2 separate regions of the Homo sapiens genome follow, and region 2 is linked to region 1. Evidence: chromatin loops called from intact Hi-C (ENCODE). Cell type or tissue: PC-9. All regions are shown on one strand. Links, peaks and the distances in the headings refer to the core of each region. The heading gives the core; the rest is flanking DNA.

The links. Hi-C counts contacts between places; a loop is a spot of excess contacts. Peaks named below come from ENCODE experiments on the same cell type or tissue, not always from the same donor. Only the 100,000 strongest peaks of a DNase experiment are listed, where the experiment ranks them.
Region 2: a loop joins it to region 1, with 7 times the contacts of the local background. A loop is called at or near these places in 1 of 110 quality-filtered maps.

What each region holds. Positions count from the first base shown.
Region 1 is chr9:116,868,387-116,872,762 of GRCh38, forward strand. The region is part of intron 10 of ASTN2 (astrotactin 2); the gene reads right to left. Among named protein-coding and RNA genes, the nearest start is that of TRIM32, 180 kb to the left of the region's middle. In PC-9, for the core only: no CTCF peak of the experiment used is centred there; a DNase peak (open chromatin) is centred at 2,445; H3K27ac peaks cover 1,139 bases.
Region 2 is chr9:116,950,136-116,954,511 of GRCh38, forward strand. All of the region lies in intron 10 of ASTN2 (astrotactin 2), which reads right to left. Among named protein-coding and RNA genes, the nearest start is that of SNORA70C, 230 kb to the right of the region's middle. In PC-9, for the core only: no CTCF peak of the experiment used is centred there; no DNase peak of the experiment used is centred there.

The sequences.
Region 1 (4,376 bases), core at 133-4,132:
TAAACTTTAACAACTTACCCTGTGTCTTGGGCAAGTCAGAGCCCTCCTAACAGTAAGGCCCGTAAGAATGTGTGTTCAATCTCTCTGTCTTAGCAGAGGAGGACAGAATGGGCAGAGCCTGAGAGTTCTTTGTGTACCTCCCACAGCCTGATTCCTGGGCCATGCATGTGGTCCACAATAGCCTCAATCCATGCAGGAATAGAAGGGGAAAGCATAGTGTTTAAGTTTACTAGAAGGGCCATAACAAGTACCATGAATCAGGTGACTTAAAACAACAGAAATTTATTCTCTCGCCATTCTGAAGGCCAGAAGTCCAAAATCAGGGTTTGGTAGAGCCCTGGTCCCTCAGTAGGCTCAAGGAGAGAATCCTTCCTTGCCTCTTCAGAGCCTCCCATGGCTCCCAGCCATGCTTAGCTTTCCTTGGCTGGCAGTTTCAGGACTCCTGCCTCTGTCCCCATCATCATATGGCCTTCTTGCCTGTGTGTCTGTGTGTCCTCTCCTTTTTTTAAAATGACACCATTTGGGCTGGGTGCAGTGGCTTACATCTGTAATCCCTGGGAAGCTGAGGCAGGTGGATCACCTGAGGTCAGGAGTTCGAGACCAGCCTGACCAACATGGTGAAACCCTGTCTCTACTAAAAATACAATAATTAGCAGGGTGTGGTGGTGGGTGCCTGTAATCCCAGCTACTCGGGAGGCTGAAGCAGGAGAATTGCTTGAACCTGGGAGGCAGAGGTTGTAGTGAGCCGAGATCACAGCATTGCACTCCAGCCTGGGCAACAGAGCAAGACTCCTGTCTCAAAAAGAAAGAAAGAAAAAAAAATGACAGCATTAGTTGGGTTTAGGGTCCACCTTAATCTGTTATAACCTTTTCTTAGTTATATCTGCAAAGGCCTTGTTTCTAAATAAGGCCACGTTCTGAATTTCTGGTGAACACAAATTTTGGGGGACAAAATTCATGCAATTCCACAGGGCACAGGGGAATGTGCTCACATTCGCATGGTAGGACAGAGCCAGGACTAAATAAAACACCTCAGTCCTTGATTCTTATCAAAGTGTTCCTAATACTGCACTGGCTCTTCTCACTCTAGACACTTCATGTTTCATTGTGGTCCTTACAAGGTTTGAAAAATCTTAGGGAAAGGATCATGATGAAGTCACTCTCCATATTATCTGTGCCTTTATTTGGGAGGAGAAAAGACCAACTTTAATTAAATACCTACCACACTCCAGCAACCGTGTAGAGGGTTTTCAACCACTCTACAGAACAGAGCTTGGCAAACTTTTCTGTACAGGGCTAGATAGTAAAGATCTTAGGCTTTGCAGGCCATACAGTCTCTGTCCCAATCACTCAACTCTGCTTTTGTAATACACAAACAATCATAGACAATATGCAAAAGAATGAATGTAGCTATGTTTCAATAAACCTGTATTAAAGATGGGTGTAGTGGCTCATGCCTGTAATCTCAGCTCTTTGAGAGACTGAGGTGGGAGGATCGCTTGAGCCCAGGAGTTCAAGACCAGCCTGGACAACAGAGTGGGATCCCATTTCTATAATTTTTTTTTTTTTTTTTAATTAGCCAGGTGTAGTGGTGTGTGCCTGTAGTACCAGTTACTCAGGAAGCTGAGGTAGGAGGATTGCTTGAGCCTGGCAAGTTTGGGGAGGTGGGGGTCAAGGATTTCAGTAAGCTGTGAGCATGCTACTGCACTCCAACCCATGTGACACAGTGAGACCCTGTCTCAAAAAAAATAAAAAATAAAAAATACTGTATTTACAGAAAGACACAGCCAGATAAATTATTTTCTGTTTTAGGTGTGAAAACCCTGAAGTCAGTGTTGGAGTTAGGAGTTGAACCCAGGTAGGTCCAACTCCACATTCTTTCTCCTACATGAATCTTCTGAAACTCAGCCTTCTCATCTGTAAAATGGGAACAATATCTGTCTAATTCTCAGCTCTGTAGATGACTATGAGGATATAATAACATGATATAGAAATGTGTTTTCCAAACTCTAAAACCTAATGCAAACTTATTCATTGTTTATTCATTCAATAAATATCTGAGTACCTGCTGCATGCCACATACTGAGCTGATTATTATTATGGCTTTTCTTTGGCCTCCCAGCAGCTGTTTCTGTTCCTATATAACCCAGACATTGTGCAAAAGGTTCCAAACATCTCTCTATCTCTGACATACAAATTATTATTATTTTTTTCTGTTAATACTGGCTCCAAAACAGAGATAGCCAGACCCCACCAGACTGGGTGAGACAGCCATCCCCTAATTACCTGACCGGTAAAGTACAAATGCGTCACCTGGATTCCATTTGGCTGAGTCAGCCCAAGCCTGATGCAGGGTGAGCATTAGGCAGGGTGGCTGGGAACAGATGCTGACATGGCCTGCTGTTAATAAATACCAGGAAAGGTCTGTGTCACTCATAGAGAGATGTGAATGGATGATGCCAAGCCAAGACAGTGACAAGTCCCTCACTGATGCAGATTAATCATTCTCTGGTAATAGCCGACAACCTTGTTTCCTGAGCTACCTGGGAAGGAGGAACCTAAGACAATGTACTGATAAAAATCAAGCTCAGGGCAGGCACGGTGCCTCACGCCTGTAATCCCAGCACATTGGGAGGCCGAGACAGACAGATCTTGAGGCCAGGAGATCGAGACCATCCTGGCTAACATGGTTAAACCCTGTCTCTACTAAAAATACAAAAAATTAGCTGGGTGTGGTGGTGGGCACCTGTAGTCCCAGCTACTCAGGAAGCTGAGGCAGGAGAATCGCTTGAATCAGGGAGGCAGAGGTTGCAGTGAGCCGAGATCGTGCCACGGCACTGCAGCCTGGGCAACAAAGCGAGACTCCGTCTCAAAATAAATAAATAAATAAAATAAAATAAAAAATCCAGCTCAGTTTTTTTATTTTAAAGAAAGAACGCTTTGTTGAGATATAATTCACATACCATATGATTTACCTATTTAAAGTGTACAGTTTAAGCAGGGTACAGTTTAAGTGATCAATATTTAAATATTTTCATCAACCCAAAGAGAAACCCTGCCTCTATCATAAGTCCCTGCCTACTTCCTCCCAATGACCCTTGTGTTGGGAAACCACTAATCTTCTGTCTTTATAGATTTACTAACTCTGAACACTTCATGTAAATTAAGTTATACATTATGTAGCCTTTTGTGACTGGCTACTTTCAGTTAGCATAGTGTTTTCAAGGTTCATCCATGTTTCAGCATGTATCACTACTTCATTCCTTTTGTATTGCCAAATGATATTCCATTATATAGATATTCCACATTTTATTCCTCTATCATTAGTTGGTGGACATTTTGGTTGTTTCCACTTTTCAGTTACTATGACTAATGCTGCTATGAACATTCATACACAGGTTTTTATGTAGATACATGTTTTCATATATTTTGTGGCTCCCCCTGCCCTGGGATTTAGGGAGCCTTCTCAGCCCCTAATAGCATGAGCCACAGTGTAGAACAGTAGATAAGAGGGCAAGTTTGTCTGGAGTCAGACTGCCCTGAGGAGGAATCCCAGCTTCACTCAGTATGAGACCTTGGGCAAGCCTCTTCTTTTTGAGACAGAGTCTCACTCTCTCACCCAGGCTGGAGTGCAGTGGCGCGATCTTGGCTCACTGCAACCTCCGCCTCCCAGTTCAAGCAATTCTCCTGCCTCATCATTCCAAGTAGCTGGGACTACAGGAATGTGCTACCATGCCAGACTAATTTTTGTATTTTTAGTAGAGATTGGGTTTCACCATGTTGGCTAGGCTGGTTTTGAACTTCTGACCTCAGGTAATCCAGAGACCTTGGGCAAGTCTCTTAAACCCTGAGCCTCAATTTTCTCATCTGTAAAATGGGGATATTAATACCTAACTAGCAGAGGTAGCATGAGTGATAGATTAGGGAGCAAATGTGTCAAATGCCAGGCACACAGTAAGTGCCTAACAGCTGGTAATAAGTGGTATCATCTGAAAGTCCCTCAAAGTTGCAAGAACCATGCCTTGAGAATGTTGAGAAGCTCAATGTAGGAGAAGGGATGAAAGATCTGAGACCCCACATGGTCCATTTACTCAGTTAAAAATGTTTCTTTGGTGCTAGGCTTGTTCTGGGTACTCGGCTGGGTTCCTGGGAGACACAGGAATGGATGTAACAGAGCTTGTGCTAGGCAGGAGGAAAAACACTAAGCTAGCAAGATAAGTGAGGCCACAGGACCACAAAGATGACTCTCTCTCTCTTGCCAGACCTTGGAAGTAGGAGCTCAGAGAAGGCTTTTTGGAGGAGGTAATGTTGAGCCTGAGACATAAAGGATGGGTGGAAATTAGGTAAAGGGGGATAAATAGAGTGGGTTAAAGAAA
Region 2 (4,376 bases), core at 227-4,226, 82 kb after region 1:
TTTGGGTAAAATAATTCTTTGTTGTATTGTTTGTTCTGTGCCTTGTAGGATGTTTAGCAGCATCCATAGCCTCTACCAACTGGATGCCAGTAGTACCCTCCCAGGCAAGGCAACCAACATTGTTTCCAGACATTGCTAAATGTCCCTTGGGGTGGAGGTGGGAAAAATTGTTCCAGGTTAAGAACCATTGTGATAAAGGAAGTAATTTTCCAGTGAGCTGAGAAGTGGGTAGAAAATGAAGGAACAGAAATGACAAAAAGAAAGTAGTCAGTTAATAAATTTGCTGCTGAGGGAGGGAGGGAGAGAGAGATATATATTAATGGATAACTAGAGGAGAAGATTAAGAGGATTATTGTTATTGCAAATTATTATTCATTTTTAATAAAAGATATGGTTGGATATGTTTAAATACTGAAAGAACATAGCAAATACTGAAGGAGAAGTTAAAGTTTGTCACGGGAAGTTACAGTTTGTCATGGGAAGTTACAGTTTTCCTTTGGCAAGCTTCCCTTCCACCTTATTCTGGTAGGAACAGGAAACACCCTCCAGCCCCCCTTCTCTTTTCCTTTCATGTCTAGAATTACCTCTTTCTCACTCCATAAGGCTATAGGGAAAATTAGGTTACTAATATGTAAGTACCCTCCCTCCTGGCCATAGTACATGCCAGATCTGGCCAGTCATAGCACCTGATTCCCCTTTGCAGTAAGTGTCCTTGGCTGGGACAAAACAAATCCTTCCTTGGAATTTTATACAACATATGGAGGAAGATAGATTCTTTCTGTTTCCTTTATGTTAAAGATGTAAGAATGTGTCTCTACAGCTCCTGGTGCCCATGCCCCATACCTATGGAAGACACAGAAACAATGTGGTCAAGACAGAGATGGGAACTGAGATAAGACAGAAAGAGATAGAGAGAACTAGGCCATATGTGATGGCTCACGCCTGTAGCCCCAGCACTTTGGGAGGCTGAGGTGGGTGGATCACCTGAGGTCTGGAGTTTGAGACCACCCTGACCAACATGGAGAAACCCTGTCTCTACTAAAAATACAAAATTAGCTTGGCATGGTGGCGCACGCCTGTAATCCCAGCTACTTGGGAGGCTGAGGCAGGAGAACAGCTTGAACCTGGGAGGCAGAGGTTGCAGTGAGCCAAGATCACGCCACTGCACTCCAGCCTGGGCAACAAGAGTGAAACTCTGTCTCAAAAAAAAAAAAAAAAAAAAAAAAAAAAAAGATCTGTGGTTGTAGATACTGCCATGTATGAGCCCATCTCTCACACAGCATCATCACCAATCATGTGGAACAGTTGGTTCCCATTTATAGTTAAGTCAGTTAGGTTTGGTTTTGGCATAGACTGTGAATAGAGTCTACAAAGATAAAGGAGAGGGAAGGTATGATCAGTAGAACAAGGTCCTTCAATAAACTGAAGTGCATGAGATCAGGGTCAGGCAGAGAGATTTCCCTTAGATAGGAAGCAAGCCACACTCTAGAGATGAGTAGGAGAGGGTGGTATTGGTATTTGGTGGCAGAAGCTATGGGAGGCACCATGGTTAAGATCAGTAGGGGATCTGTAAGCATGCAATCACCAGCAAGTTATCTATGATCTCACTTTTCTCTCTTCCACTCAAGGTAACATTCCCCAAACACAAGTGGGAGATGTTATTTTACTTCTAAGGTCATATCCATTGCATTTTAAAAAATCCCTCCAAAAGACAAAATATTTTGAAACTTGAGTAATTAGACTATTATTAGCACTACATTTCTGACAACTTACCTAACCCCATAGTTTCAAATACTAAAAATCAGAGTAACTTGAGTAATGTGACTATTTTTGTTGTTACATTTCTTGGGACTTACCCAATAACTCATGTGGTCAAAGCCTGTGGGTTGTGCCACTATAGCTGAGAGCAACTGTATTGACTAAAATCACAATAATATGTAAGCTTTTCCATTACTTGATTATAACTGCATTACTGTATTTGTAACTGCCTTTTAGTTTATTCTTAATGCTAGTGAGCACTTGACATGATTTGAGAGTTGCAGAAAATAGCCCAACCACCACCACGACTTTATGAATAGTAATGCATGGGGTATGTCTGACTACTTACTCTAGACCTACCATAGACATGACTAATCAATTCTGGCATTCATTCCTATTGGGCTCGCATGCAGCCACAGAATCCTTCTCGGCCTTATGCTCCAGAGAGTATAAGGCTGGCCTCAAAGATGCAATGCATTTGCTATTGTTGATTGGCTTAGAAGCTCTTGGGGTTCATTCCTGTTCATTTCCTGGTGAAGAAGAAATGGCCTCCAGGATCTGGCAAGAATAAGGGCCCTGGAGCAGCCTTGAGCATCTGGCTCTCAATTTCCGCATTCTTTCTCTCCCTTTAAGAAGAGGTGAGATGTGATGAGAGGCACAGGCTGTGAGGCCTCAGGCTTTTATCTCTGGCAATGACATGGGCAGCGTGACATGCAGGGTAATGAATTGCCGTCTTTGCAGAAATGAATAAGTTGTGGTCAGTGATGAAATGATCAATTTGCTCCATCATGTTAAGCTGCCCATTCATCATCCACACCTGCTGTCAGGAGCCCAGGGCCGCTGATATTGGCCTCAAGCCTCTTCCTCAGCTAGCCGAGCAATCGCCGTTGGAGCTGCCTCCAAGCTCAAGGCTGCCTTTGATTACAGCCTTTGAGGAGGGGCCCAATTACTTACTGCTCAGCCACCGGTGACTCTGAAAACAAGGGACATTTGTGCTGACCTGGGCTGTTGACATGTAGCCTAACAAAATGTGAAAGACCCTCTGACAGGGATCCAGGTGGCCCGTCTTATTGTCCCACAGTGCGACCTTGGGCCAGGCCATGTCATTTCTGTTCCTTAGCTTCTCTATTATAAAAGGAAGGGGTGGAGGAGACTCCCAGTTCTCCATCTCCGACCCAATAGATCTGCAAATGTCTGCTATGGAAAGGACAGTTTGTGATTTTAACTCCCCCACCCACTGAGGCAAATAACAGCATTTATTAGCTGAGATTGTTTGGCAGCAGTGAATCATTCTTTGGCTTAACTGAAAATAAGGTGTAATTATCACATTTTACTGATAAGGAAACTGAGGCCTAACAAGGTTAAGTGGGGTGCCCAAAGCCACAAAGAGAGGTTGTGTTATAGTTACAATTGAATCTGTATCTGTTTGACTTCTAAACCCTTGCTTTTCCCACTGCAAATTGTTTTGGCTAGAGAGCAGGCTATTAAGACATTCTAGCCAAGCCAATTTCCTGAGAGTTCTGCAGGTACCAGGTGTTGCTGGAGCCCAGCATCTGCTCAGAGGAAGGCAGAGAGACCCAGAGGAACCCAGAATGAGACACTCATTTTTGCATCCTCAGTTTCCAAGTTAATTTTCTAGCTCCTGGTTAGGACCCGAATTACAGAGACCAGGCAGCTGTCCAACAAGAATGCTGACAGGTTTCATTGTCCTCTAGGGTAGCTGCTGCCTAAAGAATATTTGATTTTTTGTTTTTTTAACAACAACAAAAAAGATGGGTTCCCTGTATTGAGCATCTCCTGAGTGCAAAGCCCTGCACTATGTGCTCAACACTTGATCCTTGATGGTTTAAAGCCTCAACAGTGTGATCAGGTTAGTTGCTCACATTCTTGGATAGAAAAACTGAAACTTAGAGCAGATAAGAGACTTGTCCAAGGTCATTTAGCTCATTAGTGGCAGAGCTGTAGCTCAATCTGTATCCATCAGTCATCTGTCCATCAAGTCCAGTGGAGTAGAAGGGGTCACACAATGGGCTCAGAGACAGAGAACCTTGTGCTAGTTCACACCCTTGACCTGTCCATGTATGTATGGACATGTAAGCTTGGGCGGGTTACACAGGGCTTGGTTTTCTTATCTTTTTTTAAGGGCTTGGTGTTATTTTTAAAATAGCAGAGATTCTAATAACAGCAGCTACCTGTTATTCAACTCTTATTATGAGCTGGCATTCAGGTGTTTCATTTTATTTCATTTCTGAAAACAATCCCATGATATAGCATCATTATCCCTATTATATATATCCAACAACTGAGACTAGAAAGGGAATATAACTTACTCCAGGCCACAATGTTAGTGAATGGCAGAGCTAGGATTCTCTGACCTCGAAGTCAAAGTTCTCAGCTACTTAGTTATACAGGAGAAATGTTTCTTAATATTGAATGTGCAACTAAATCACCTGGGGATCCTGTTAAAATGCAGATTCTAATTTAGTTTGTCTAGATTGGGGCCTGATAATCTACATTTCAAATAAGCAAGGGATGCCAATGCTGCTGGTCCAAGGACCACACTTTGAGCAGCAATGCCCTGGAATCTAGTTAAAGCTTGACAAACTTTTTCTGCAAAG